Linked DNA regions of Homo sapiens: region 1 is linked to region 2. The links are chromatin loops, found by intact Hi-C in ENCODE. Cell type or tissue: endothelial cell of umbilical vein. All regions are shown on one strand. Links, peaks and the distances in the headings refer to the core of each region. The heading gives the core; the rest is flanking DNA.

The links. Hi-C counts contacts between places; a loop is a spot of excess contacts. Peaks named below come from ENCODE experiments on the same cell type or tissue, not always from the same donor. Only the 100,000 strongest peaks of a DNase experiment are listed, where the experiment ranks them.
Region 1: a loop joins it to region 2, with 2.2 times the contacts of the local background. A loop is called at or near these places in 7 of 110 quality-filtered maps.

Annotation. Positions count from the first base shown.
Region 1 is chr1:15,877,440-15,894,721 of GRCh38, forward strand. All of the region lies in intron 3 of SPEN (spen family transcriptional repressor), which reads left to right. Among named protein-coding and RNA genes, the nearest start is that of SPEN-AS1, 38 kb to the left of the region's middle. RefSeq lists enhancers at 15,859-16,003, 15,933-15,992 and a cis regulatory region at 15,926-15,936. In endothelial cell of umbilical vein, for the core only: no CTCF peak of the experiment used is centred there; DNase peaks (open chromatin) are centred at 8,312 and 9,032; H3K4me3 peaks cover 712 bases; H3K27ac peaks cover 1,631 bases.
Region 2 is chr1:15,806,779-15,820,414 of GRCh38, forward strand. It overlaps UQCRHL (ubiquinol-cytochrome c reductase hinge protein like), which reads right to left and starts at 871. Exons shown (of 1, transcript NM_001089591.2): 1 at 596-871. The coding sequence starts at 871. The coding sequence ends at 596. In endothelial cell of umbilical vein, for the core only: a CTCF peak has its summit at 8,930 (motif pointing right); a DNase peak (open chromatin) is centred at 8,943.

The DNA of each region.
Region 1 (17,282 bases), core at 5,536-13,535, 71 kb after region 2:
GTATTTAGTAAAGATGAGGTTTTGCCATGTTGGCCAGGCTGTTCTTGAACTCCTGACCTCAAGTGATTTGCCCACCTCATCCTCCCAAATTGCTGGGATTACAGGCATGAGCCAGAGTGCCCAGCCAAAAAGTTTTATTTGAAAAGCGAAAATAGTAAGTTGAGGGTAATCTTAATAAGAAACTTAGCTTCAAACCTAGTTATATGGATTTTGAAATCACAGATCTGGGTATGTGGTATAGATTATCCTTTAAGTAATCTAGGATAAGTTATTTATGTTCTTCAGGTCTCAGCTTTCCCTTTTTTTTTTTTTTTTTTTTTTTGAGATGGAGTCTCGCTCTTGTCACCTAGGCTGGAGTGCAATGGCGTGATCTTGGCTCACAGCACCCTCCACCTCCTGGGTTCAAGTGAGTCTTCTGCCTCAGCTTCCCATGTAGCTGAGATTACAGGCACCCATCACCATGCCAGGCCAATTTTTGTATTTTTAGTAGAAACGGGGTTTTACCGTGTTGGCCAGGCTGGTCTCTAACTCCTGACCTCAGGTGATTCACCTGCCTTGGCCTCCCAGAGTGTTGGGATTACCAGTGTGAGCTACTGCGCCTGGCCAAGCTTTCTCATTTTTAATAAGGACCTTAATAAAGTTATTGTGAAAATTAAAATGAACACTTAATGTAAAATGCTTACTTTGATACCTAGTATATGTTAAAAAAAATGCTGCTATTCAATTTGTTAATCCCACATGTCCTGCTTTTCAATTTAGGTGGTATATATTTAAAATTTACAGTCAAATTCTTTGACCTGATTAAAAGGCTCAGATTACTTTTCTTTTGCCTGCTTAAAATTAATTTAAGCAAATGGTCATGTAGTTGAATGTCTGTTTTTAGGCTTCCTGAATTTTCTTATTCAAAATAATACATGAAAACATTTTGTTTATCCCTCTGCCTATCTAGATATAATTCAAACATTCTGGAAGATTTGCATATTAAAATGAAACAAGCACCTAGTTTAGAAAGTCATGAAAGTTACGTTCTATGCCCAGCTTTCAAGCCGTGTGACATGGATGAAAACTCTTAACTTCTTTTGATTTTATTTGGTGTGCTGTCTAGATAAATGATTGATGAAATTCATTTGAACCCTATAAACTAATTATAAAATCTTGTTCCACTTTTTTTTCTGCATAGAATTGTCTAAAATGCTCAAGTTTTAGTCATTTTCCATAAACCTACCTCATTAAAAAGCTGCATCTGCATTCCACTGGATCAAAACTTATTGAAAAGGTGTTGAGGCACTGGGCGTGTGGCTCACTCACGCCTGTAATCCCAGCACTTTGGGAGGCTGAGGCAGGTGGATCACCTGAGGCAAGGAGTTCGAGACCAGCCTGGCCAACATGGTGAAACCCTGTCTCTACTAAAAATACAAAAATTAGCCAGGCATGGTGGCACATGCCTGTAATCGCAGTTACTCAGGAGGCTGAGACAGGAGAATTGCTTGAATTCGGGAGGTGGAGGTTGCAGTGAGCAAGCCACTGCACTCCAGCCTGGGTGACAGATGATGAGACTCTGTCTCAAAAAAAAAAAAAAAAAAAAGAAAAGAAAAGAAAAAAAAGAAAAAGTGCTGAGGCTGGGCAAAGTGGCTCACACCTGTAATTCCAGCACACTATGAGGCTGAGGTGGGTAGATCACTTGAGGTCGGTCAGGAGTTCGAGACCAGCCTGGTCAATGGTGAAACCCTGTCTCTACTAAAAATACAAAAATTATCTGGAGGTGGTGGTGGGTGCTTGTAATTCCAGCTACTCAGGAGGCTGAGGCAGAAGAATAGCTTGAGCCCAGGAGGTGGAGGTTGCAGTGAGCTGAGATAGCTAGAGGAGAATGATGCCTTCAGAGTAGCATTATACTTTGATGGGAGTATAATGGATCCGCCCTCAGAACTGTAGGCTCAGAAGCTTGAACCTAGAGGTGATCTGATGAATTTGATGGAGCTTAGTCCCTGCTCATGTAATTAAAAAAAAATAAAAAGCAGCTGTATGCTTCTAAATGTTTGCACTCAGAAAGATAACTGCTAGAAGGGTAGGATGCACTTAGAAAATCTGCCTGGGGAGTAAATTACAATAAAAAAGTTAGTGAGAAAGAGGATTTTTGATGATTATTTTATCAAGTTAGGGTAGCTAGATGTATTCATTTATATACCAAAGGCTACAACCTAGAAGTCTGGAGGGTGACATCTGACCAGCAGACAAATTTTTTTTTTTTTGAGGCGGAGTCTCGCTCTGTCACCCAGGCTGGAATGCAGTGGCACGATCTCGGCTCACTGCAAGCTCCACCTCCCGGGTTCACGCCATTCTTCTGCCTCAGCCTCTCGAGTAGCTGGGACTACAGGCTCCCGCTACCACGCCCAGCTAATTTTTTGTATTTTTAGTAGAGATGGGGTTTCACCGTGTTAGCCAGGATGGTCTTGATCTCCTGACCTCGCCATCCGCCCGCCTCGACCTCCCAAAGTGCTGGGATTACAGGCGTGAGCCACCGCGCCTGGCCCAGCAGACAAATTTAATTCACCTTGTATAGTGTTTTAAATTTAAATTATTGCCAGTGTTTAAAAAATTGGAATTTCCACCTAAAAGGCCAGATTTGGGCTCTTGTATGTTTTTTTCCCTCTGATTTGCACTGTAGGACCATACCTGACAAGGAAGTAAGGCATACTGAAATCTGCTGGTTGAAGGCACCTTCTTACCGTGGGCTTGGGGAAGAATCACTGAGAGATTCTTGCTCTGTTACCACTGTCTTATGTCTGTGTAGATTCTTCCTTTTTATAAATCACTATTTTTTTTTCCCTTCTGAGAGGTTATAGAGCATTTACTTAGGTTATTGGTTTCATTTCATATATAGTCATATTTTCTAGAGCTAACAGATTTCAACCCTATATTTACATGTTGCTTTTAGTGAGTTACTTGAACCTCATTCATTAACTTATTGATTCCTTCTAGTTTCACTGATGTGACAAATTTTATGTAATTATAGCTTTTTTTTTTTTTTTTTTTTTTGAGACAGGGTCTCACTCTCGCCCAGGCTGGAGTGCGGTGGCGCAATCTTGGCTCACTGCAACCTCTGCCTCTCGGGTTCAAGCGATTCTCTTGACTCAGCCTCCTGAGGAGCTGGGATTACAGGCACTGCCACCATGCCCGGCTAATTTTTGTATTTTTTAGTAGAGACAGGGGTTTCACTACATTGGCTAGGCTGGTCTCGAACTCCTGACCTCAAGTGATCCACCCACCTCAGCCTCCCAGAGTGCTGGGATTACAGGCATGAGCCACTGTGCCCGGCCAATGATAGCTTTTGTATCTATACATAAAAAGAACAGTGAGATAAATCTTTTGACTGCTGGGAAGACCTGATAGGTAGCATTTGGTTAGGCTATGAAGGATATGCAGGACTTCAACAAGAAGAGAGGAGGTTTAGGCTAGACAGGGAACACTGTGGGCAGAAGGAACAACCTGAGGTGGAAGGATGTTTTGAGCATAGCAGATAATTTAGAATGATTTAACTGTGGTAATGATTTTTTTTTTATTTTGAAGAGACAGAATCCTGCTCTGTTGCCCAGGCTGCTGGAGTGCAGTGGTCATAGCTCCTGGGCTCAAACCATCCTCCTGTTTCAGTCTCCTGAGTAGCTGGGATTATAGGTGCACATCACTTACACCTTGCTAATTTTTAAATTTTTCGTAGAGACAAAGTCTCACTTTGTTGTCCAGGCTGGTCTTGAGCTCCTGGCTTCAAGCGATCTTCCCTCCTCTGCCTCCCAAGTGCTAGGATTACAGGTGTGAGCCATCACGCCCAACTTTTGGGTTTTATTCTGTATGCAGAGAGGGCCATTAAAAGATTTAAGAAAGGAGATAGCTTGTTGAGATCTCTGCTTTAGAAAGGCAACTGGTGACTTATCCATAATCTCTGTTTTTCCTACTCTTGGTACCTCAGAGAAGGAAAATTTGGAACAGGTGGGAGAGACATTGTATTAAGAATCAGATTATCCTGATGTGTAAAAAGCAGAATGAACTTTCTGGTGATATGAAAGAACAAGACTGAGTGGCCTGAATGCATATCACAGAACCTAGTATATTGCCTTTCTCAGAATACATGTCCAATAAGTAGTTGAAATACTTAGATACAGTTCTTAGTTAACATGAAGGATAAAGCAAAATTGATGTAGATAGCTAAAAGTTTTTGTCATTTAAATTGTGATTGAAGCAAGTGTACAGAAATAATCCTCTGGTGTTCAGTTTACATTATTCCCTTTTATCAGATGTTCTCTTTTCCTCTTTAATTATATTGAATTCAAAGTGTAATATTTTGAGATGTTATGAAATTCAGAATGTTCAGTTTTCCTTTTGGAAGAAATAAGTTATTTCTTGTGATCTTTACAACTTGTGAAACTGTGACATTCCTGAAAGTCCTTTAAAGATGTTTAAAGTTAGCACTCGTATAGTGGACAAAATATAGCTTGGTTTTACCTATGGAAACAAGTTTGTCTTCTGTCTCCATGACTGATGGGGAAATTAATCACCCTCCATCCTTATTAATAGTTACACTTTTGATGAAGAGATTGCTAGTGGGGTATTTCAGATGAGTAAACATGGGATTAATGGCAGTCTAGTTGTGAAGTCCTTATAAATAACACATCTATTGTTTCTGCAAAACCATTTACAGTATTTTACTGGTGAGAACTGGGCCTTCATGGCTCCATGTGCTGCTATGTACTGCTCGACGTCTTTTTGTTTCTCTGTCATGGCCGTTTATTGAGCCACATTTCCTTTCAACAGAACATTTTAAATGCGTAAATTCCACAGAAGCATTTATTTTAAAATCCCTTGATTGAAGTTGAACATACTTTATTTCTATAGTTCCCTATTATTGGATTCCCGCCCCCCCAATCAAGTTGTAAGAATTTCCTTTAGGCCAGGTGCAGTGGCTCACACCTGTAATCCCAGCACGTTGGGAGGTTGAGGCGGGTAGATCATGAGGTCAGGAATTCAAGATCAGCCTGGCCAAGATGGTGAAACCCCATCTCTACTAAAAATACAAAAATTAGCCAGGTGTAGTGGTGGGCGCCTGTAATCCCAGCTACTATGGTGGCTGAGGTGCGAGAATCGCTTGAACCTGGGAGATGGAGGTTGCAGTGAGCCAAGATCGTACCACTGCACTCCAGCCTGGGCAACAGAACAAGACTCCATTTCAAAAAAAGAAAATTCTTATTTGCCATGAGCCGAGGAATGCACAGGTACTAACTAGATGGTGTGGACAGCTGACGCAAACTGGGCATATACAATGGGACACACCTGTACTAGGATGAAAGGCACAGCCTAGAGGGCTGGCAGGTGTTGGGTAATGCTCAAGTTTCAGAGTGATGGCAGAAGAGTAGGTTGGTAGGCCCTCATGGCTCTGCTTGGCAGCATCACAGGCCACAGCCCCCCTGGGGCTCTTGGTTCCCCCAGGGTCCAACCAAGTCTGAGTCATGGGGCTAGGATGAAGTTTCCCTTCCCTCCTCAGCAGGAAACCCCCTTCTTCCCAGAAGAGAGAGGGGAAAGGAGGCAATGGGTGACAGGGTCACTGCACCCACCAGAGATTGGAATTTTAGAGCAAGCTTTCTTCTTAAATAGATTTTAAAAATTAGAATGAGCTGATTTTTAAAAAATGTATTTCTCACATTTTCATTATATAGTTGTTACATTATTAAAATTTACTTTGCATTGTCATAAGCTAGAAGATATAAGGGAGAAGCTTGGGAACAGGAATGGGGGAAAGAAAGACACACACACAGTTCCTGGGCGGGGAAGCAGACATGTGAAACCCTTTGTGGTGTTTGCTTAAAGTAACAAGGAAAGCATATAGAAGAACTTCAAGTAACCAAACTTTTCAGCTCTTCTGCCATGTTAAGATATGGAAAGTCTTATGTCTCTCTCTTCTCCAGTGTGTTAGCTTTGCATTAGAACGATGTACTTTTTTTCTTTTTTTTTGAGACAGAGTCTTGTGTTGTTGCCCAGGCTAGAGTGCAGTGGTGTGATCTCGCCTCACTGCAACCTCCACCTCCCGGGTGGAGCAACTCTCACGCCTCAGCCTCCTGAGTAGCTGGGACTATAGGCATGCGCCACCACATCTGGCTAATTTTTTGGCTAAATGGATTACATGTGTGAGCCACTGTGCCCGGCCTAAAACAATTTACTTTTTAATTGAAAGGGAAATGAAAGTATTTCTTATTACTGATGGTATTCTTTGCACAACCTGTCTGTATATTTTTTTTTAATTACATATGCTGAGTAAAGTATATCAAAAGTTATCTATAACCCTATTACTTTTTTTCCTAATGTTAGACAATTTAAGATTCTTTTTTTTTTTTTTTTTTTTGAGACAGAGTCTTGTTCTGTCGCCCAGGCTGGAGTGCAGTGGTGTGATCTCGACTCACTGCAAGCTCCGCCTCCTGGGTTCACGCCATTTTCTTGCCTCAGCCTCCCGAGTAGCTGGGCCTACAGGCGCCCGCCACCCCGCCCGGATAATTTTTTGTATTTTTAGTAGAGATGGGGGTTTCATCATGTTAGCCAGGATGGTCTCGATCTCCTGACCTTGTGATCTGCCCGCTTTGGCCTCCCAAAGTGCTGGGATTACAGGCATGAGCCACAGCGCTCGGCTTGTTTTATGGGTTAACAGTAATTAGAATATTTAATGAATTCTGGATTTTAACAACAGATATAAGGTAATAAAAAGGAATATGACCCTTTTAACTTAAAAAAGCATGAAAGTCTGCAGTCTAATAAGAAGCATTTTTTTTCTGTAAAGACCAAATCTGCAAATCATGAACAATTTAGATATTATAGTTTCTTTCCTAGAGGGGGAATTTTACTCACATATCCTTTTGTCTTTTCTTGAGGAGATTTTGCAGTTAACTTATTTTAGTTAGGAGAAATTATTTTCTTCCAAGTTCAAGTAGAAAATTTTTCAAAAATGCTGTCATTTTTGTAGTCTTGTGAAAGAATGTGGATGAGGCTATAAAGGTGAGGAAAACCATTAAGAATGGTGGCATTGTATGTATCAAAGTGACAATGTACCTTCCATTTCTCTCTCTCTTTTTTTAAAAACAGGTATGTGCATTCAGGTGTCAATTGGGAGAAGGAATGCTAATTTTATTACCTGGCTGTACAGTTTCTTATGATACGTGGCATGTGCTGGGAACTGCCAGACATAGCAGCAGTTTTAAAATATATATGAAGTAAAAGTCAATTCCTTTCCTTTTCCTTTTCCTTTTGTTTTTCTTTTTCTTTCTTTTTTTTTTTTAAAGGCAGAGTCTTACTTCGTCACCGGGCTAGAGTGCAGTGGTGCAATCTAAACTGACTGCAACCTCTGCCTCCCAGGTTCAAGCGATTCTCCTGCCTTAGCCTCCCTAGTAGGTGGATTACAGGTTGTGCCACCAGCTAATTTTTGTATTTTTTAATAAAGATGGGTTTTCGCCATGTTGACCACCCAGGCTAGTTTCAAATTCCTGGCCTCAAGTGATCCACCTGCCTCCGCCTCCCAAAGTGCTGGGATTTCAGGCATGAGCCACTGAGCCTGGCCTAAAAGTCAGTGTTTTAAAGTATTAAACAAATTAATAATTAGTGATCATTTTTCGGTGATGATCATAGAAACAAATTTGTCTGATTTATTATCCAAAGTTACCTATAATAATGAATAGGCAAATAATTTCTGGATTCAGTGGTAGATATAATTTTGTTTTGTAGCTTTGTGATTCTTTATTTTTTTTTTGAGATGGAGTCTCGCTCTGTTGCCCAGGCATGAGCCACCACGCCCAGCCCATTCTTTGATTTTAATTAGTTTGTTCTGCTTCGTTATTACTTTTTTAGATCGTCTAGAGGTTTCAAAAGGGAGAATTTCTTGCTGAAAATTAGTGTTATGATTAAAACATATTCATTGCTTTGGACCTTTCCAACTGTTACATGAAGTTTCTTTTTAAGCATACAAGAGGAAGTGTACGTGGAGTTTCTATCTTGACGTTTATAATTATTCTTTGTGATGGACTCCTGTAAGAGCCAATTAATGGTTTTATTGACTGTGTATGATTAAGTATGCTCTTTCCTTAAAATATGTGTATCTAAATTCTTTAAAAAGTTACCTACTTGGAAGGGTTAGGGAAGAAAAAGAACAGCAGGCATATTAGTGTCTGTAATACTTGAGAAACATTAGGTCGTGCCTCATTTTGAGCGGCTCTCTTAAATACTTTACAAAAGAATAAGCATTTGCTTGTTCCCTGCTTAATGCTATTTTGGTACTGTTTAGCAGCATGGAATAAATGTTCAGCAGTGTGTGCTTTGGACAAGAAATACACCAAAAAAACCCTTTTTTTCCCATCAGTGGCAGACAAACTGCAGAGGTCACTGAAGAGCCCACAGTTTGGAAACACATTATTTTTTTTGGCTCCTGTATTGCTTGCATCGTTTGTTATTGTGCAATAAGCAACACACAACCTTCTGTTTTAGGGGGTCATATTAGCCAACCAAGCCTTTTTTGTGCTAAATATGGAAATGGAAGAGTACTTACTTAATTGTTCTGGTAGGCATAGCTCTCATAATGGATACCTGTAAATAGGTCTGTTTCCTTTCTGGATTTCCTTTTTTGGTCAAATACAGCATTTTAGTAAAGTTTTGTTTTTTTGTTTTTGTTTTAGATGTGTAGGTGTTGTCAGCTGCAGGGTCTTGTACAGAATAGGCATTCCATTTTGGAAACAAGTACTGGGCTGACCCATATTGCTGAAGTGGGAACCTTGCTTTTAGTTAGGATGCTCGACTGCAGAGGAATGAGAACCAGGTAGCCTTAGCTCTGGAAGCAGATGAGAAGCGCTCATCTGGGCAGCCCCTGCGTCTGAATATTGTGGGGGAAAATAGGAACTGTTGTTTGTGACTCGAACCAGCCTAAACTGGAACCATCCAGTTTGAGTTGGCTGCTTGCCACCTCCCGGAGGCTTCCTTGTTTTGCCAGAGTTTCTCCACAGCCCTCAGTCCAGGGGCGGGGCGCAGGGACCCGGCTGCTGCGTGGTGACTGGGCCAGGCGGTGGGAGGGGCAGGACGGCTGTGCCTTAGTGTTCCTGGAGAGGAGGATTTCAGATCTAGCCAGGGTGAACGCCCGACTGCAAGCTGGTACAAACTCTATTTTTAATACATCTTTCTGTTATTAACCCTTGCTTTAATGGTAACTTTTAGTCTTCTACCTTTTAGAAGCTACGGCTTCTGTAAAACTGCTTCTGCACTGCCAGTGCTTGGCCACATCACAACATGGTCAGCATTTGGTGACAAGGAGTTTATTACCAAAGTCCCCAGGAGCGTTGCTTTTAGTTAGGTTAGTCCATTTGAAATAAAGAACTGTCCCTCTCACCCCTTCTCATTCTTACCAATTAGGTTGTACTGAGGTTTTTTATTTTGGTTTCTTAGGTGGAAGGAATTAAAATAGGTTTTGGTGGCAAAGTTGTGACATGACATGATGTCTTGTGGGTTTTAATTTACTCTGGATGATTGATTGGTTGATTTTTGAGATAGGTTCTTGCTCTGTCGCCCAGGCTGGAGTGCAGTGGTAATTTGCACATTTGCAGCCTTGACTTCCTGGGCTCAAGCTATCATTGCACCTGAGCCTCCCAAGTAGCTGGGATTACAGCCACACACCACCACGCTGGGCTAATTTTTGTATTTTTTGTAGAGATGGAGTCTCACTGTGTTGTCCAGGCTGGTCTTGAACTCCTAGGCTCAAGCTATCCGCTTGCCTTTGCCTCCCAAAGTGCTGGGATTACAGGTGTGAGCTGTGCCTGGCCTGAATTTTTTTTTTTTTTTTTTTTTTGAGACGGAGTCTTGCTCTGTCACCCAGGCTGGAGTGCAGTGGCACGATCTCAGCTCACTGCAAGCTCCGCCTCCCGGGTTCACGCCATTGTCCTGCCTCAGTCTCCCGAGTAGCTTGGGACCACAAGCGCCCGCCACCACGCCCAGCTAATTTTTTGTATTTTTAGTAGAGACTGGGTTTCACCATGTTAGCCAGGATGGTCTCGATCTTCTGGTCTTGATCTCCTGACCTCATGATCTGCCTGCCTCAGCCTCCCAAAGTGCTGGGATTACAGGCGTGAGCCACTGTGCCTGGCCGAAAAAAATTTTTAATGTTGCTAAAAATCAGAAAGTCAAGCCTGGTCTGATGGTATGTTCCTGTAGCTTCTCTGGAAGTTGATGTGGGAGGCCTGGTGTTTGAGACATAGCAAGACCTCATCTCTTAAAAAAAAAAAAACAAGTCCTTCAGGTACGGTGGCTCACACCTGTAATCCCAGCAGTTTGGGAGGCTGAGGCGGGTGGATCACTTGAGGTCAGGAGTTCGAGACCAACCTGGCCAACATGGTGAAACCAGTCTCTACGAAAAAAATACAAAAATTAACTGGGCATGGTGGTATGGTGGACGCCTATAATCCCAGCTGCTCGGGAGGCGGAGGCAGGAGAATCGCTTGAGCCCTGGAGGCAGAGGTTGCAGTGAGCCAAGATTGCACCACTGCACTCCAGCTTGGGTGACCGAGGGACACTCCGTCTCAATAAAAACCCCAAAATTAAAAATAATAACAAGTAATTACGCAGATTAAAGTTTTAAATAACAAATTTTATTTTATTTTATTTATTTGTCTTTTTTTTTGAGACGGGGTCTCACTCTGTCACCCAGGCTGGAGTGCAGTGGTGCTGTCTCAGCTCACTGCAACCTCCACCTCCTGGGTTCAAGCGATTCTCTTGTCTCAGCCTCCTGAAAACAACAAATTTAAAAATAAAAACTGCCATGTCAAATTGTATTTGTTTGACTTGGAAGCAAACTATGTAAACTCTTTTTTTTTTTTAATTTTATTATTTTTTTTGAGGCAAGAGTCTTGCTCTGTTGCCCAGGCGGAAGTGCAGTAGCATGATCTCGGTTCACTGCAGCCTCCACCTCCCAGGTTCAAGTGGTTCTCCTGCCTTAGCCTCCCTAGTAGCTGGGATTACAGGCACACGTCACCACGCCTGGCTAATTTTTGTATTTTTAGTAGAGACAGGGTTTCGCCATATTGGTCAGGCTGGTCTCGAACTCCTGACCTCAGGTGATCCGCCCAGCTTTGCCTCCCAAAGTGCTGGGATTATAGGCATGAGCTACCACACCCAGCCAAAGTATGTAAACTCTTTTTTTTTTTGAGACAGTGTTTTGCTCTTGCTGCCCAGGCTGGAGTACAATGGCGCGATCTCGGCTCACCGCGACCTCCACCTTCTGGGTTCAAGTGATTCTCCTGCCTCAGTCTTCGGAATAGCTGGATTACAGACATGCGCCACCATGCCCAGCTAATTTTGTATTTTTAGTAGAGACAGGGTTTTGCCATGTTGGTTGGCTGGTCTTGAACTCCTGACCTTAGGTGATCCACCTGCCTCGGCCTCCCAAAGTGCTGGGATTACAGGCATGAACCACTGCGCCCGGCCAATCATTTTTACTTATGGTAAAACTTTACTCATTGCAGTTTAGGTGATCTTGTTCTTTCCTTATATCTCTTTTGGGGTGTTTGTACTTGGAAGTTCTCTATGGTCATTCTTAGAAGCCAAGGCACAAATTTACCTTGCCCCAAACAAGGAATCATGCGTGTCCAGAAATTAAGGAAAATGTAGGAATTCTCATTTTAAAATAAACATTAGCATTTTCTTTCTTTCTTTTCTTTTCTTTTTTTTTTTTTTTTGAGACGGGGTTTTTTGCTTTTATCACGCAGGCTGGAGTGCAATGGCTTGATTTCGCCTTGCTGCAACCTCCGCCTCCCAGGTTCAAGCAGTTCTCCTGCCTCAGCCTCCTGAGTAGCTGGGATTGCAGGCATGTGCCACCACGCCCAACTAATTTTAGTATTTTTAGTAGAGATGGGGTTTCACCATGTTGGTCAGACCGGTGTCAAACTCCTGACCTCCAGTGATCTGCCCACCTCAACCTCCCAAAGTGCTGGGATTACAGGCATGAGCCACCGTGCCTGGCCAACATTAGCATTTCCTGGAGTTCAGAATTAGCTGAGGTTTTATTCTTTATACAAGCACCCCTCTATCAATCTGTGTCTTAGAGTACAAACTGAATTGGCTTCAAAGGGTAGTCTTGCTGTCCATTCCTGTGTGAGAAAATGGAAAGAGCACTCTCTGGTCATTTACTTACTTATTAGTTATTCATTAAGTTATATGCTACTGGAGTTTACTGGTGCTAGAAATTATGATATCTCTATAGAACACCTTTTTTTTTTCCCCATTATTTGAGATGGAGTCTCACTCTGTTGCCCAGGCTGAAGAGCAATGGCGCCATCTTGGCTCACTACAATCTCCATCTCCCGGGTTCAAGTGATTCTTCTGCCTCAGTTTCCCAAGTAGCTGGGATTACACGTGCCTGCCACCATGCCCAGCTAATTTCTGTATTTTTCAGTAGAGTTGGGGTTTCACCATGCTGGCCAGGCTGGTCTCGAACTCCCAACCTCAGGTGATCCACCCGCCTCGGCCTCCCAAAGTGCTGGGATTACAGGCATGAGCCACCGCACCCGGCCTATAGAACATCTTTCCAAATCCACTTTGTACTATAAATAAACTTCCTATGTCCAGGTAGACAAAACAGTAAGTGAAATAGCTTTAAAAATGTCTTTGCAGAGTTCGTTTCTAAGAATTTCACTCATCCTCTAAAAACTTTCATTTGGTATGGAAGAGAGATGTAGATTAGAAATATATGCTAAGATGAGGGCAGTAAAACATTTTCTTACAAATAGGTGGGAACACATTATATACAGTTCAATAACATCAGGTTGACATTTTTATTTTTATTTTTCATGTGATCTAGGCTCACTGCAACCTCTGCCTCCCGGGTTCAAGCGATTTTCCTGCCTCAGCCTCCCGAGTAGCTGGGATTACAGGCACGCACCACCACACCCAGCTAATTTTTGTATTCTTAGTAGAGACTGAGTTTCACCATGTTGGCCAGGCTGGTCTCGAACTCTTGACCTTATGATCCGCCCACCCCGACCTCCCAAAGTGCTGGGATTATAGGCATGAGCCACCGTGCCCGGCCTGGTTGATATTTTTAGATTTTGACTCAGGTTTTTTTTTTTTTTTTTTTTTTAAGACTGGGTCTTGCTCTGCTTCCCAGGCTGGAGTGCAATCTCTGCTCACTGCAACTTCCACTGTAAAATTCACCCATTTAAGTGGACAGTTAATGCTTTTTAATACATTTACAGCATTTTGCAACCATCACCATAATGAAACTAGTGCATTTTCATGACCCCGAAAAGAAACCTCATACCCGTTAGCAGTTGCTCTCCATTCTTTTTCTCCCCCAGCCCAAGGCAACTGCTAATCTATCTCTATAGCCTATTCTGGCCATTTAATAGAAGGAAAATCATACCATATTGCGGTCTTTTGTGACTGGTTTCTTTCACTTAATATGTTTTTGCAGTTCATCCGTGTTATAGCATTGATCAGTACTGGTGCACTGAATAGCCACATTTCAAGTGCTCAATAGCCACATGTGACTAGTGGCTGCAGTACTGGATATCCTAGCTAGAAACAAAAACCTCCCTAATAAACCAGCATATCATCCTTCAGGAGAAAATGGTAGGCCTTTGTAATGCTTAAGCGTAGCCCAGAAATATATGTGTGTGGGTTTTAACAAAGAAATTCCGTTTACAGGAGCTAACACTTAGAGGTTTAGCACATTTGGAAATAATTGCTATGAAAAAAATTTTTTTTTAGAGGCAGTCTTGCTCTGTCACCCTGGCTGGAGTGGTGGTGCAATCATGGCTCACTGCAACCTTGAACTCCTGGGCTCAAGGGATCCCCTCACCTCAGCCTCCTAAGTAGCCGAGACTATAGACATGCCACCACACTTAGCTAAATTTTTTTTTTTTTTTTTGAGATGGAGTCTGGCTCTGTCGCCCAGGCTGGAGTGTAATGGCACCATCTCGGCTCAGTGCAAGGTCCGCCTCCTGGGTTCACGCCATTCTCCTGCCTCAGCCTCCCGAGTAGCTGGGACTACAGGCACCCGCCACCACGCCCGGCTAATTTTTGTATTTTTGGTAGAGATGGGGTTTCACCATGTTAGCCAGGATGGTCTTGATCTCCTGACCTCGTGATCTGCCCACCTCAGCCTCCCAAAGTGCTGGGATTACAGGCTTGAGCCACCGCGCCCGGCCTTGTTTTTTGTTTTTTGTTTTTAAGCGATAGGGTCTCGCTATGTTGCCCAGGCTGGTCTAGGTCTCATGACCTCAAGTGATCCTCCTGCCTTGGACTCCCAAAGCACTGGGATTACATGCATGAGCCGCTGTACCTGGGCTAATATAAAAACCATTAAGAAAAACTAATGTCATGGTGTCATGTTAATAAATTCACATATATCTCAGTAGAACTGTTTAAAAATATACACATCAAGTTCTGGAGACCTGGTTTTTTTAAAAAAAAAAAACTTATTTATGTTGGCTACATGTTCAAATGATATTTTGAATATATTAGGTTAAATAAAGCATATTACTACATTAATTACATCTGTTTCTTTTTACTTTTTTTTTTTTTTTTTTTTTTTTTGGAGATGGAGTCTCGCTCTGTCGCCCAGGCTGGAGTGCAGTGGCGTAATCTTGGCTCACTGTAAGCTCCGCCTCCCCGGTTCACGTCATTCTCCTGCCTCAGCCTCCCGAGTAGCTGGGACTATAGGCACCTTCCACCATGCCTGGCTAATTTTCTTTTTGTATTTTTAGTAGAGATGGGGTTTCACCTTGTTAGCCAGGGTGGTCTCGATCTCCTGACCTCGTGATCCGCCCACCTCTGCCTCTCAGAGTGCTGGGATTACAGGCGTGAGCCACTGCTCCCAGCTCTTCGTTTTACTTTTTAAAATATGACTATTTGAAAATTAAAATTTTGTGGCTTATATTTCTACTGGACAGTGCTCTTCTAGAAGCAAGCTCTATTAAGCTGTAATGTCACAAAATAATTTGTGTATCAATTTAGTGCTTTTCATTTTGTTTAAAGACAAATAGAGTTTGTTATTTTTCTTTTTTTAAATTCCCTAAACCCTTCTATTCTCTTGGAAATGATGGGTTAATAGAAAAGCCTCTTGGGACTGTTATGCCTAAAATATAAACTGAACTACTTCCAGATTCCATCTTCAACACTTCAAGTGTTGGTCAGGCTAAAATGCCTGTTTCCAGGGTGGCTGAGGGAATGGCTCAACCGAAATATTTATTTCAAAGTCCAGGTTCCAGGCTTAGAAATATGTTAATATCAAAGCCCCTAAATAAATTAATTTCCCAAGGAGAAAATCAAATAACCAGAGTAAATTTATTTTTAAAATTTAAAAAACAACTTTGGGCGGGGCACGGTGGCTCACGTCTGTAATCCCAGCACTTTAGGAGGCTGAGGCAGGCAGATCACCTGAGGTCAGGAGTTCAAGACCAGGCTGGTCAGCATGGCAAAACCCCATCTCTATTAAAAATACAAAATTAGCTGGGCGTGGTGGCATGCACCTGTAATCCCAGCTAATCAGGAGGCTGAGGCAGGAGAATCGTTTGAACCCAGGAGGTGGAGGTTGCAGTGAGCTGAGATTGCGCCATTGCACTCCAGCCTGGGCAACAAGAGTGAAACTCTGTCTCAAACAACAACAACAACAACAAAAACACTTTCATCTGATGATCATTTTTAAGTGATGGCTAGTACTTTTGATAGAGGTTTAAAATATGTCTGTTTACATACTGGTGCTAATAGACTGGAATTCAGTTGTTGGAATTAGAAGACAGAAATAATACACATCTGTGTTGCTTCTAGGCATCATTTGTATAACCCAAACTGGAGGAGTTCTGTGATTCTTTATATGTTATTTTCGATGGTGGTAGGGAGGGGCAGATTAGCTTCCTGAATATGCTGTGTCATGGTGTGTGGAGCCATCTTGGACTGTAGCTTTGTATCTGTCACTGGAAGAAACTGCAGAGAAGTAATTATATTTAAGCAGAAGAATTTTAGCCTGAGGTTTCTTACTGAGTAATTCGTAGTCATTTATAAATAAACAAAAAAGTATACCAAATAGCGGATGGCTTAGGCTTTCTGGTAGGGAGTTAGGTGCCTTTCTAACTCCTTGTCCCTGCAACTGCCCTAATGGAGAGTTCAGAAGCAGGAAAGAGCAAACTTCTTTTTCATTCTGGATAGAGAGGAGATGTCATTAGTATCAAAGTTAAATTGAAAAAAGGCCAGTACACTCAAGCCTGGGCAACAGAGCGAGACCCTGTCTCTTAAAAAAAAACAAAAAAAAGCAAGCCAATTGCAGTGGCTCCCGCCGTAATCCCAGCACTTTGGGGGAGGCTAAGGCTTGAGGATCACTTGAGGCCAGGAGTTTGAGATCAGCCTTGGTCAACATGGCAAAACCCTGTCTCTACTAAAAATACAAAAATTAGCCGGGTGTGGTGGCGTGTGCCTGTAATCCTAGCTACTTGTGGCTGAAGCTTAAGAATCACTTGAACCCAGGAAATGGAGGTTGCAATGAGCCAAGATTGCACTACTGCACTCCAGCCTGGGCGACAGAAAAGGCAAAAACCTCAAACTTCAAATTTGCTTATGGGTTTGGTAAGGCTACATCAGTTGTATGTGACCACTTGGAATTAAAACACACACACACTCACTTGATCTGTGTGCTTTCTTGGCCTGTGCCTTCTGAAACATTTTAGTTTTTTCATACAAGAAATATCAGATTCTATATACCGTGTGACTAAGGGAATGAGAAAATCCCATTGTATTTGACAGTTTAAATTTTCTCATCTTTTTTGTCTCTTAAATAAAGACTGCTGCCACGTTGGAAGGATTTCTTGTTCTTAGGCAGACATGTTACATCTGCTTACTGCTTTCAGGGAGCATGCATGTTTGATGCTTTTTGCTTTGAGTTACTTGAGTACAAGGTTTTCTGAGTGTGAAGGGTCCAGTAAAGCCCACCCAAAAAGAAGTCACATGATTCTTAATAATAGATTAACAAAAACGTAGCCTCTTTCCATTTTTGCTACTGTTATTAGGACAGTAGATCCTAAAACTACCATATTATGGTTGTTTTTTTTTTTTTTTTTTTTTTTGAGACGGAGTCTCGCTCTTTCGCCAGGCTGGAGTGCAGTGATGTGACCCTGGCTCACTGCAACCTCCGCCTCCTGGGTTCAAATGATTCTCGTGCCTCAGCCTCCAGAATAGCTGGGATTACAGACACGCGCCACCACACCAGCTAATTTTTGTATTTTTAG
Region 2 (13,636 bases), core at 5,065-13,064:
CGCCACTGCACTCCAGCCTGGGTGACAGAGTGAGACTCCATCTCATAAAAAAAAAAAGAAACTTCTCTTGTCTGTTTGTGGCTCGTACCCATAATCCCAACACTTTGAGAGGCTAAGGCAGGCGGATCATCTGAGCCCAGGAGTTTGAGACCAGCCTGGGCAACATAGCAAGACTTCATCTCAGAAAAAATTAAAAATGAATAAGTAAATTGTTTAAAAAAAGAAAAAAAAAATTTTTTTTGAGACAGAGTATTGCTATGTCACCCAGACTGGAGTGCAGTGGCATAATCTCAGCTCACTGCAACCTCCACCTCCTGGCGTCAAGGGATTCTCCTGCCTCAGCCTCCCACGTAGCTGTGATTACAGGCATGTACCACCACACCCGGCTAATTTTTTTTTTTTTTTGCAGATCACAGAACTTTTATTTAGATGGAATCACTGCGAATTACATAGAAGCTACCAGCCTAAGCCAAAACCCACGAGGTTCATGTGAACTTACAGTTACACAAATAAGAAACAAATGGTACATCCGAAACCATAAGGAAATATTCTGATGCCCAGATGATGAAGGCTGGGGTGAATTAAGTCCACACATTTATTTCAAGTTGTTAAAGAGTTTGTGGGCCACGCAATGGTCCTTTGCATGCAAGAAGTCAAAGAGCTCCTCCGTGCAATCCTCTTCTGTATGTGATCGAGAGGATACATGCTCATCATAGAGCTCTAGCCGCTCCCGGGCCTTTACACATTTCTCCAACTGCTCGCATTGCTCTCTCACTGTTGTTAGGGGATCCACTAATTCCTCCTCTTCCTCTTCCTCCTCCTCAGGATCTCCGGATTCGGTAAGCATCTTTTGCTCGTCCTCCAGTCCCATGTCTGGCTACGGTTCTAGATTTAACACGAGCAGCAACAGCGGCACCTCAATTTTTGTATTTTTAGTAGAGATGGGGTTTCACCATGTTGGCCAGGCTGGTCTCAAACTCTTGGCCACAGGTGCTCCGCCACTGAAAGTGCTGGGATTACAGGTGTGAGCCACCGTTCCCGGCCAGAAACTTCTCTTTATCCTGAGCTCTTAACAATCATCTCCTATAATTTCCTGAAAGTATTAAAGTGTCACTTTCAGCTGGGCGAGGTGGCTCAAGCCTGTAGTCCCAGCACTTTGGGAGGCCGAGGAGGGCGGATCACTTGAATCCAGAAGTTCAAGATCAGGCTGGGCAACATGGTGAAACCGCATCTCTACCAAAAATACAAAAATTAGTCAGGTGTGGTGGTGGGCCCCTGTAGTCCCAGCTATTTGGGAGGCTGATGTGGGAGGATAGTTTGAGCCTGGGAGGCAGAGATCACAGTGAGCAGAGATCATGTCACTGTACTCCAGTCTGGGTGACAGAGAGAGACCCTGTCTTAAAATAAAATAAAATAAAAAATAAAGTGTTGCTTTCATATTTAATATCTTGACTTTTTTTTTTTTTTTGAGCTGGAGTCTCGCTCTGTCACCTGGCTGGAGAGCAGTGGTGCGATCTTGGCTCACTGCAACCTCTACCTCCCAGGTTCAAGCGATCCTCCTGTCTCAGCCTCCCAAGTTTGCTCACTAGTTCATCCTTTGCCCCCAGTCAGCAAAGTCATGTGTGTGGTGCCTCAAGTTTCCGTAGTGGTGTGGATCTGCAGTGGGGCTGCTTTTCCTGACCTATTGGCCAGGCTTACCTTTCTGTAATTAATTGTTTGTTTGTTTTTTGAGACAGAGTCTTGCTCTGTCACCCCGGCTGGAGTTTAGTGGCGTGTTCTCGGCTCACTGCAACCTCCACCTTCCAGACTCAAGCGATTCTTGTGCCTCACCCTTCCGAGTACCTGAGACTACAGGCATGCGCCACCACGCCCAGCTAATGTTTTGTATTTTTAGTAGATACAGGGTTTCACCATGTTTGACCAGGCTGGTCTCAAACTCCTGAGCTCAGGCAATCTGCCCGCCTTGGCCTCCCAAAGTGCCAGGATTACAGGCGTGAGGCACTGCACCTGGCCACCTTTCTGTAATTAATACTGATAGTTTGTGTAATACATTTTATTTTTCCATGGAAAACACGCACACACACACGCACGCACACTACTGTCAAGAAAAACTCTGAGGCTCATTCACCCAGATTTGTGATTGTTAACTGGTGTTAAAATGATGTCACCTGGAGGCTTTTTTGAATTTATCAGGACTCACACTTAATGCAAAAGGAAGAAAGCTCTCTCAGGTGAGACAGCCATGGAGTGGGAGGGTGCAGGAGGAGGCCAACATCATCAGCAAGGATCCCCTGCAAACATGCCGCCCAGGAGGCAAGGCCTGTTTGGCATGTAGACCAGTCCTAGTCCACAGGTAAACATTCCATGCACTGGGGCAGAGGGGACTTGAGGAATTTATTTACTTCTTTATTGGATGGAGGAGGGTGGTGAGGGAAGAATGGGAAGTATTTGGTTCACCCCTGCCATTTATCCTGGGATTCCTGGCATCTGAGGAATCTGCATCCATACTGATTTGTTGACTCTGATTCTTTCTGTTTTTGTTTTGTTTTGTTTTTGAGACAGAGTCTCACTCTGTTGCCCAGGCTGGAGTGCAGTGGCACGATCTCCGCTCACTGCAACCTCTGCCTCCCGGATTCAAGTGATTCTCCTACCTTAGCCTCCCGAGTAGCTGGAATTACAGGCATGCACCACCATGCCCGGCTAATTTTTGTATTTTTAGTAAAGACGGGGTTTTGCCATGTTGTCCAGGCTGGTCTGGAATTCCTGACCTCAAGTGATCCACCCGCCTCGGCCTCCCAAAGTGCTGGGATTATAGGCGTGAGCCACCGCACCTGACTGACCCTGATTCTTTCTCCAGGGCCAAAATCGGCCTTTGCACAACAGAGGGTTTTTTTAATTTAATTTTTTTTTTTTTGAGACAAGGTCTTGCTGTGTCACACAGGCTGGAGTGCAGTGGCACAATCATGGCTCAAGTGATCCTCCCACCTCGGTCTCCCGAGTAGCTGGGACTAGAGGTACATACCACCACACCTCGCTAATTAAAAGAAAATATTTTTAGCAACGGGGATCTCACTATGTTGTCCAGGCTGGTCTCAAACTCCTGGGATCAAGTGAACCTCCTATTTCAGCCTCTCAAAGTGCTGGGATCATAGTCATGAGCCACTGCACCTGGCTTGGTTTTTAGACACGTGACTGTTTAGTGAAAACACGGCACTAGGCTTTTTGAAGCTAAATGACCTGGGTTTGAATGCTAGCTTTGCCAACCTTAATGACTTAGTTTAAATCTCAGTTTCCTCCCTAATGTGAGGATAACACTGCCTGCATCAAAGAGTTCTAACAAGCTGAAGTATTGGAAAGGGCTTTGTTAGCTGCAATGCTCCTGCCAAATGTTCTTCATAGCCTTTCCTAAGAGGAGGAAAAAAGAGAGATTTAAGTTTTGTAATTTGGTTGCCCTAAATAACAATGGGCAAGAGCTAAATCACAAGGCATAAGTGGCAGTGGACACAAGTTCGTTGGAAACATTCCCCAACATTTTTAGCCAAAAAGTTGTTCAGTTCTCTGTGTTCTCCCTCTTCTGCAACCTACACCCAGCCAAGGGCTGACTCAGTTTTAAGGGAGAAGTAGCATGAATTCAACAACATTGCATTCAGCATCCTCTATTCCTGCACTGAGCCTCTATTCTTTAGGTAAGGAGAGCCCCAGAATGAGAGGTCTTCAAAAGATGAAATCAGAAGTTGTCAGAGGCTGGGTGTGGTGGCTAACACTTGTAATCCCAGCACTCTGGGAGGCTGAGGCAGGTGGATCACTTGAGCGCGGGAATTTGAGACCAGCTTGGGCAACACGGTGAAACCCTGTCTCTATGAAAAATACAAAAATTAGCTGGGTGTGGTGGCATGCACCTGTAGTCTCAGCTGCTCGGGAGGCTGAGGTGAGAGGATCGCTTGAGTAGGGGAAGCAGAGGTTGCAGTGAGCCAAGAGTGAGTCACTGCACTCCAGCCTGGGTGACATAGCAAGACCCTATTTCAAAAGAAAAAAAAAGTTATCAGAGATTCATAAAGGGGATTCAGACATTAGGTGAGAAGTTTGGATGAGATAAACACTAAAATCTCTTCGAACTCCAAAATTCTATACAAAAGAGTTCCTCTCAAAGTGTATCATCTAGTGGGGAAGATAAAACCTGAACAGGCCGGGCCCGGTGGCTCATGCCTGTAATCCCAGCACTTTGGGAGGCTGAGGCAGGCAGATCACGAGGTCAGGAGATCGAGACCATCCTGGCTAACACGGTGAAACCCCATCTCCACTAAAAATACAAAAAATTAGCCGAGTGTGGTAGCGGGTGCCTGTAGTGCCAGGTACTCTGGAGGCTGAGGCAGAAGAATGGCGTGAACCTGGGAGGCGGAGCTTGCAGTGAGCCGAGATCGTGCCACTGCACTCCAGCCTGGGTGACAGAGCGAGACTCCATCTCAAAAAAAAAAAAAAAAATGTCATATAGTGATAGAAATAGTCATAGGGTATCCAGATGAAACTCTGGCTGTACCTAAGGCATGAACACTCATCAGGGCAAGCCAGTGTGGTCTGGCTGGAAAAGGGATGCTATTGGGAGGTGACTAAGCTGAGAGTGGGGAGGCTGGGGAGATTCATTGTACTGAGTGCCTACTGCCAGATATTCTGGAGCTTTTATCCCAGTGGGAGATGCAGACAAAAACAGGTAAACAAGAGAATGCAGATAGAAGTAAGAAAAATAAGGCAAGGGAAAGAATGGAGGGGAGGGACACGTGAAACTAGTTGCAAGTGATATGAAGGAGCCTTCCGTGTGCAGAATTTGAGCATGGACCTTATGGGCAGAGGAAACAGCATAGATAAAGTCCTGAGGCGAGCGTAAGCATTGTGTATTTGAATAACCATTGCGAGGAACAGTGACTATTTTTCTACTAGATGAGATGTGTGGGTTTCTCCCATCTAGGCACTTCCTTGGAGCTGACTAGAGAACAGATACGGCTTTTTTTTTTTTTGAGACAGAGTCTCGCTCTGTTGCCCAGGCTGGAGTGCAGTGGCGCAATCTCGGCTCACTGCAACCTCCACTTCCCGGGTTCAAGCGATTCTCCTGCCTCAGCCTCCCGAGTAGCTGGGATTACAGGCACGCACCACCATGCCCGACTAATTTTTGTATTTTTTTTAGTAGAGATGGGGTTTCACCATGTTGGTCAGGCTAGTCTCGAACTCCTGACCTCAGGTGATCTGCCTGGCTCAGCCTCCCAAAGTGCTGGGATTACAGGCATGAGCCACCACGCCCGGCCACAGATATGGCTTTATAAGTCAGCCAGTGTGACTTGGGACAACTAAAGTTGGAAGGCTTCAGCCAGCTGTCATTAAAGGAAGGGTGGGCCCTTGGTCTGCAACTGCCAATTAAAGAGATTATAGGGTGACAGTGACAGCAACATTGCAACTGAAAGGGACAAGCAAAGCTTGCTAGTCAGTGTGAGCCTAGAGGTGGCTTAGAAGACAAAGGCGTCTCACATTATGCTCCCACTCACACACATACACCTTAGTTTTGTGAGGTGTGCAGGATAGTTTTCATCTTCATATTGCACCTGTGGAAACAGAAGTGAAATGACTTACTCAAGCCATATAGTAAGCAACCAGCTAGGCTAAGACCCAGTTTCCTCATCCCCAATCGACTGCTCTTCCCTTTATTTATTTATTTACAGACAGAGTCTCACTCTGTTGCCCAAGCTGGAGTGCAGTTCGAGGCTGCAATGAGCTATGATGGTGCCACTGCACTCCAGCCTGGGTGACACGCTACACTGGGCAACAGATCGAGAACCTATCTCTTACTAAAAAAAAAAAAAAAAAAAGGTAGAAAAAAGTCTGTTTGTGCCTTAACTCTATTCCACTCAAAATCTATGCCCAACTTGTCCTATTTTCTTTTCTTTTTTTTTTTTTTGAGGCAGCATCTTGCTCTGTCACCCAGGCTGGAGTGCAGTGGCACAATCTCAGCTCACTGCAAACTTTGCCTCCTGGGCTCAAGTGATGCTCCCAACTCAGCCATTCAAGTAGCCGGGACTATACCACCACAGCTAGCTAATTTTTTTTTTTTTTTTTTTTTTTGAGATAGGGTCTTGCTCTGTCGCTCAGGCTGGAGTGCAGTGGCACATTTTTGGCTCACTGCAACCAGTGGCACATTCTTGGCTCACTGCAACCTCTTGCTCTTGGGTTCAAGTGATACTCCTGCCAGCTAATTTTTGTATTTTTTACAGGCATGATCCACCGCACCTGGCCTGAGACTCCATCTCCACAAAAAAAAAAAAAAAAAAAAATTAGCCAGGCATGGAGTGGGCGCACCTCCTCGGGAGGATGAGGTAGGAGGATAGGTTGAGGCCAGGAGTTCAAGGCTGCAATGAGCTATGGTGGTGTCACTGCACTCCAGCCTGGGTGACAGAGCAAAATCTTGTCTCCAGAAATAAATAAATTAAAATAAAATTGCATAAGATTATATTCTAAGTAGGCCGGGCGCAGTGGCTCACACCAGTAATCCCAGCACTTTGGGAGAGTGAGGCGGGTGGATCACGAAGTCAGGAGATCAAGACCATCCTGGTTAACATGGTGAAATCCCGTCTCTACTAAAAATACAAAAAATTAGGCGGGCGTGGTGACCGCACCTGTAGTCCCAGCTACTCGGGAGGCCGAAGCAGGAGAATCGCTTGAAATGGGAGGCAGAGGTTGCAGTGAGCTGAGATTGTGCCACTGCACGCCAGCCTGGGCAACAGAGCGAGACGCTGTCTCAAAAAAAAAAAAGTTATATCGGAAGTACTGCCTGAAACTATTCAGTCCAGAAGTCAGAAGCTTTGGGCTTGGGCCAAATCTAGCATACTGCCTATTTTACTGATGGCCTGGGAACTAAGAATGGCTTTTATATCTTTTAAAAGGCTAAAAAAAAAAAATGACCGGCGCAGTGGCTCATGTCTGTAATCCCAACACTTTGGAAGTTCAAAGTGGGCGGATCACCTGAGGTCAGGAGTTCAAGACCAGCCTGACCAACATGGTGAAACCTCGTCTCTACCAAAAATACAAAAATTACCCAGGTGTGGCCAGGCGCGGTGGCACATGCCTGTAATCCCAGCACTTTGGGAGGCTGAGGCGGGTGGATCACGAGGTCAGGAGATCAAGACCATCCTGGCTAACACAGTGAAACCCCGTCTCTACTAAAAATACAAAAAATCAGCCGGGCGTGTTGGTGGGCGTCTGTAGTCCCAGCTACTTGGGAGGCTGAGGCAGGAGAATGGCGTGAACCCAGGAGGCGGAGCTTGCAGTGAGCCCAGATCGCACCACTGCACTCCAGCCTGGGTGACAGAGCGAGACTCTGTCTCAAAAAAAAAAAAAAAAAATTACCCAGGTATAGTGGCGTGCGCCTGTAATCCCAGTTATTCAGGAGGCTGAGGCAGGAGAATTGCTTGAACCCAGGAGGCAGAGGTTGCAGTGAGCCGAGATCATGCCACTACACTCTAGCCTGGGCAACAGAGTGATGTGGTCTCAAAAAAAAAAATCAAAATAATGTTGTGATTATTGTGAATAATTTGATTATGACAAGTAAAATTGTATGAAATTCAAAAATCTGTGTCCACACAAAAAAAGTTTTATTGGAATAATTTTTTATTTTTTATTTTTGGGAGACAGAGTCTTGCTCTGTTTCCCAGACTGGAGTGCAGTGGTGCAATCTTGGCTCACTGCTACCTCCGCCTCCCGGGTCAAGTGATTCTCCTGCCTCAGCCTCCTGAGTAGCTGGGATTACAGGCGCCTGCCACCAGGCCCGGCTAATTTTTGTATTTTTAGTAGAGATGGGGTTTCACTATCTTGGCCAGGCTGATCTTGAACTCCTGACCTTGTGATCCACCCACCTCGGCCTCCCAAAGTGTTGGGGTTACAGGCGTGAGCCACTGCGTCCGGTCTTTTTTTTTTTTGAGATAGAGTCTCACACTGTCACCTGGGCTGGAGTGCAATGGTGCGATCTCAGCTTACTGCAACCTCCACCTCCCAGGTTCATGTGATTCTCCTGCCTCAGCCTCCTGAGTAGCTGAGATTACAGGTGCACATCACCACATCCAGCTAATTTTTTGTTTTTTTAGTACAGATGGGGTTTCACTATGTTGGCCAGACTGGTCTCAAACTCCTGACCTCGCGATCCGCCCACCTCAGCCTCCCAAAGTGCTGAGATCACAGGCATGAGCCACCGCGCCTGACCTTTTTTTTTTTTTTTTTTTTTTTTTTTTTTTAAGACAGAGTCTCACTCTGTTGCCCAGGCTGGAGTGCAGTGGCACGATCTCGGCTCACCGCAACCTCCACCTCCCAGGTTCAAGCGATTCTGCTGCCTCAGCCTTCCGAGCAGCTGGGATTAGAGGTGTGTGCCCCCATGCCCGGCTAATTTTTGTATTTTTAGTAGAGACAGGGTTTCACCATGTTAGTTAGGCTGGTCTTGAACTCCTGACCTCAGGTGAGCCACTGGCCTCGGCCTCCCAAAGTGGGAATAAAACTTTTTCTCATTTGTTTATATATATATATTTTATGTCTGCATTGCACTCCAGTCTGGGCAACATGCGAGACTCCATCTCAAAATAAATAAATAATAAAAAATAAAATAAAAAAGCTTGCTGGCCCCTGGGCTGGACCAGTAGCTCCCCTTCTATTGATGGGAAATTTGAGGCACAGAGAAAATGAGTGGCCTAAGATCATACACAGAGTCAATGGCAGAAATAACTCTGGCTCCCTATTGGTGCTCTTTTCACTTCATTACCATATAAAAGCAGCTAAACAAAGGTTTCTCAGCTTCTCATGACAATGGCTACTTGGTCCTTTTATATGCCTCATCTCTGCTCATTCTCACTCTTGTCTAACCTAGGTTCTAGCAGCTGCACACAGATGCAGCTGTGACCTCGAGAGGGCAGCACTCGTTAAGATGACTCCAAAATACAATCTCTTATCTGAGACCCAAAAATAGAGTGAATATATCGTCCTGTCCTAACGAAAAAAAGAAAAATGCATTAGAAAGTGTCTCAACTGCTTCTGATGATGATATATATGCATTCACACCAGTGTAAATGTAAGAGGTTTTCCTTTTTTTTTTTTTTTTGACAAATTGTCAACAAAGGTGAATTCAAGCACAAACAATCCCCACATTTAGCTAGACTGGAAAGCACTGAGGCCACATCAGTGGCAAAGGCAAGACAGGCATTTGAGAGAACCACCCAGAGAAACTTTTTTTTTTTTTTTTTTTTGAGACAGAGTCTCGCTCTGTTGCCAGGCTGGAGTGCAGTGGCTCGATCTCTGCTCACTTCAACCAACCTCCGCCTCCCAGGTTCAAGCAATTCTCCTGCCTCAGCCTCCCAAGTAGCTGGAACTACAGGCACACGCCACCACGCCTGGCTAATTTTTTGTATTTTAGTAGGGACGAGTTTCACCATGTTGGCCAGGATGATCTCAATCTCCTGACCTCGTGATCTGCCTGCCTCGGCCTCCCAAAAGTGCTGGGATTACAGCTGTAAGCCACCATGCCCGGCCCCCAGAGATACTTTTAAGTGTTTCCTGAGCACTGGGGGAACATGAAGAGGGAGAAAATTAGATCTCAGAGAGCCCAAGGGACAGTTTTAAGTAGACTCGTGACCCAGGTTTGTCCTTTTCTGAGTAGACTAGAGGTTCCATCTCTTTATTCTGGGATGTCCAGTAATAAAATGGGGCTAGTAGGGCTTGCAAGCAATGAGGTATTTATGAAGTACAATTAATGTATGCAAAGGGCTTTGAGATCCTTCAGATTAAAAAGTGTCCTGTGCAGGTGCAAGATGGACTGGTGTTGCTGTGAGGGCAAATATATTTTGTGGGTGTTACCATTGTTGTTGAACAAGGCAGTGGGGGAAAAAGTAGTTAAGATTATGTGGCACGATCCTTCAACATGACCCAGAACTGGGCCATAGGAAACTTGTACAGACTATCACATCAGATGATGGAGAGAAACATCACTGAGAATGCATAAATCCCCGGAGGCAGAATGGTTAATTTCGTGAGGCACAGTCATGTCTAGACAAATCTGGTGGGGCTATTTAGAAAAACACATATGGTACTTCTGGCTTTACAAGGAAGGGGACCAAGTCACATTACTCAGCAAATATCTTTCCTTAGTCTGAACTTGGCTTCTAAGATTTTCTGAGAACTGAGCTTTTTTTTTTTCTTTTTTTTGAGATGAAGTTTCGCTCTTGTTGCCCAGGCTGGAGTGCAATGATGTGATCCCGGCTCACTGCAACCTCTGCCTCCCGGGTTCAAGCGATTCTCCTGCCTCAGGCTCCCAAGTAGCTGGGATTACAGGCGACCGCCACCACACCCAGCTAATCTTTTAAAAAATATATTTAGTAGAGACGGGGGTTCACCATGTTGGCCAGGCTGGTCTTGAACTTATGACCTCAGGTGATCCGCCTGCCTCTGCCTCCCAAAGTGCTGGGATTATAAGCGTGAGCCACCACGCCTGGCCTGAGCATTTTTTCTAAATAATCTTGAAAGGCCTGGTGCTGGGTTAATAGCAGGAACTAGGCTAGTAGCGTAATTAAACATCCCCATATTGCAACACTTAAACATATGGGAATCCCAATGAGTTCCTAATGTATAATTCCTAAATTTAATCCTAAATTGTTCCAATGAATCCTTTTATATGACCTTGGCTAATTATGTAATATCTTAATCTCCAGTGGTAATGATAAATGTGAAAATGATGGCGTGAGTTGATTCATTTCTCCTTGCAGATATTCTATCAGGACCAATGATAAGGGCTTCTAGAAATAAAACCTCAGCAGACAGGAAACTGCCTTCAAACTTCAGCAATCAAGAATATTACTTACTTTAGTCCCTGGAATGCATGAGACAATGGAAATGCACTGAATTAGATTTTTACAAAATTTTTATCAGCTAGAACTTTGGTTCAGATCACTCCTATAATATTCAGGAAGACCATACAGACTTATCATGAAAATGAATAGTTCAGTTTACTTGGGGTATGATTAGTTAGGAAGGAATTAAGAAATCCGTAGCAGAAATATCCATACATTTAAAAGTTAATTCTGGCCAGGCACAGTGGCTCACACCTGTAGCCCCAGGACTTTGGCAGGCTGAGGTGAGTAGATCACCAGAGGTCAGGGGTTCAAGCCAGCTTGGCCAACATAGTGAAACCCGTCTCTACTAAAAATACAAAAAAAATTAGCCAGGCGTGGTGGCGTGTGCCTGTAGTCCCAGCTACTCAAGGGGCTGAGGTGGGAGAATAGCTTGAACCCGGGAGGTGGAGGTTGTAGTGAGCTGAGATCATGCCACTGCACTCCAGCCTGGGCAACAGAGCGAGACTCCATCTCAAAAAAAAACAACTTAATTATGTTACACAGAAAAGTTACAACTCTAATGCTGCATTTGCTTTGGAAATTATAAGCTACCAAGAAGAAAGAAAAGAAAAAAGACGGCTAGGTGGGTGCAGTGGCTCTGACCTCAGCACTTTGGGATGCCAGGGCAGGTGGATTGCTTGAGCCCAGTAGTTTAAGACCAGCCTGGGCAACAGGGCAAAACCCCATCTCTACAAAAAATACAAAAACTAGCAGGGCAGCGTGGTGTGTGCCTCTAGTCCCAGCTACGTGGGAGGCTGAGGGGGGAAGATGGCTTGAGCTCAGGAGGTGAAGAGGTTGCAATGAGCTATGATCATGCCACTGTACTCCAGCCTGGGTGAGAGAGTGAGATCCTGTCTAAAAAAAAAAAGATAAAAATAAAAAGATGTAATATAACACTCACGTGCCCAGCATTATAAATGTAATTCGGGATTTAATTTATGACATAAAGCTAATTGACTTCACAGCTTTGTATGCTGTCTTTTTTGAACTCCTGGCCTCAAGCGATCCCCCCACTTTGGCCTCCCAAAGTGCTGGGGTGACAGGCATGAGCCACTGATCCTGGCCTTTTTATGCTTTTAACAGTTCTATAGGGCCAGGTGCAGTGGCTCACGCCTGTAATCCCAGCACTTTGGGAGGCCGAGAGGGGAGGATCATTTGAGGTCAGGAGTTTAAGACCAGCCTGGCCAAAATGGTTAAACCCTGTCTCTACTAAAAATACAAAAAAAATGAGCCGGGCGTGGTGGCGCACACCTGTAATCCCAGCTACTCAGGAGGGTGAGGCAGGAGAATCACTTGAACCCAGGAGGTGGAGGTTGCAGTGAGCCGAGATTGTGTCACTGTGCTCCAGCTTGGGTGACAGAGTGAGACTTTATCTCAAAAAACAAACAAACAAAAAAACAACACAGACAGTTCTGTAATACTATATGGTTTTATAGGGCAAAACTATTTTGTAAAATATTATTATACTCCATCCATGAATTTCAAAGCAGTTGACAGAATCATTAGAGTCTTGGTGTATTCCTCTATGCTTTTAAAAAAATCCATTTAAGAAATAAAAAAGCCGGGCATGGTGGCTCACGCCTGTAATCCCAGCACTTTGGGAGGCCGAGGCATGTGGATCACAAGGTCAGGAGATTGAGACCATCATGGCTAACACGGTGAAACCCCATCTCTACTAAAAATACAAAACATTAGCTGGGCATGGTGGTGGGCGCCTGTAGTCCCAGCTACTCGGGAGGCTGAGGCAGGAGAATGGTGTGAACCCGGGAGGCGGAGCTTGCAGTGAGCCAAGATTGTGCCACTGCACTCCAGCCTGGGCGACAGAGCGAGACTCTGTCTCAAAAACAAAAAAAAGAAAAGAAGTAAAAAAAGCCGGGCGTGGTGGCTCATGCCTGTAATCCCAGCACTTTGGGAGGCCGAGGCGAGCAGATCACGAGGTCAGGAGTTTGAGACCAGCCTGGCCAAGATAGTGAAACCCCATCTCTACTAAAAATACAAAAAATTAGCTGGGCGTGGTGGGGGGCATCTGTAATCCCAGCTACTTGGGAGGCTGAGGCAGAAGAATCGTTTGAATCCGGGAGGTGGAGGTTGCAGTGAGCTGAGATCACGCCACTGCACTCCAGCGCTGGCGACAGTGCGAGACTCTGTCACAAAAAAAAAAAAAAGAAGTAAAAAAACTCAGTGGACTTTATCCTCATATTAACATAAACAGTTTAAATAGTATTTCTCAGATTATAAAGCACGTTTACATCTATTATCTGATTTGATTGAATGTTCAAAACAATCCTGTGGGGTAGATGTGTTATATATACTTAATAGATTTAATAAATTTCTAAAATTAACTCAATGAATATTTGTCGAGCAACTACTGTTTGCCAGGCACTAGTCTAGAAGATGACCATTCAGACAAAAAGAAAACACACCAAGACCCTACAAAAATGTTTATGTAACTTGCCCAAGAACACAGAAGGTGAATCCAATCATTTTGACTGGTGTATTCTATCATTTTTTCTATCTTAATTTGGAAAAATGAAGCATAGATTTTTTTTTTTTTTTTGAGACGGAGTCTCGCTCTGTCGCCAAGGCTGGACTGCAATGGCGTGATCTCGGCTTACTGCGACCTCCACCTCCCAGGTTCAAGCAATTCTCCTTCCTCAGCCTCCTGAGTAGCTGAGACTACAGGCATGCGCCACCACGCCCAGCTAATTTTTGTATTTTTTTTTTTTTTT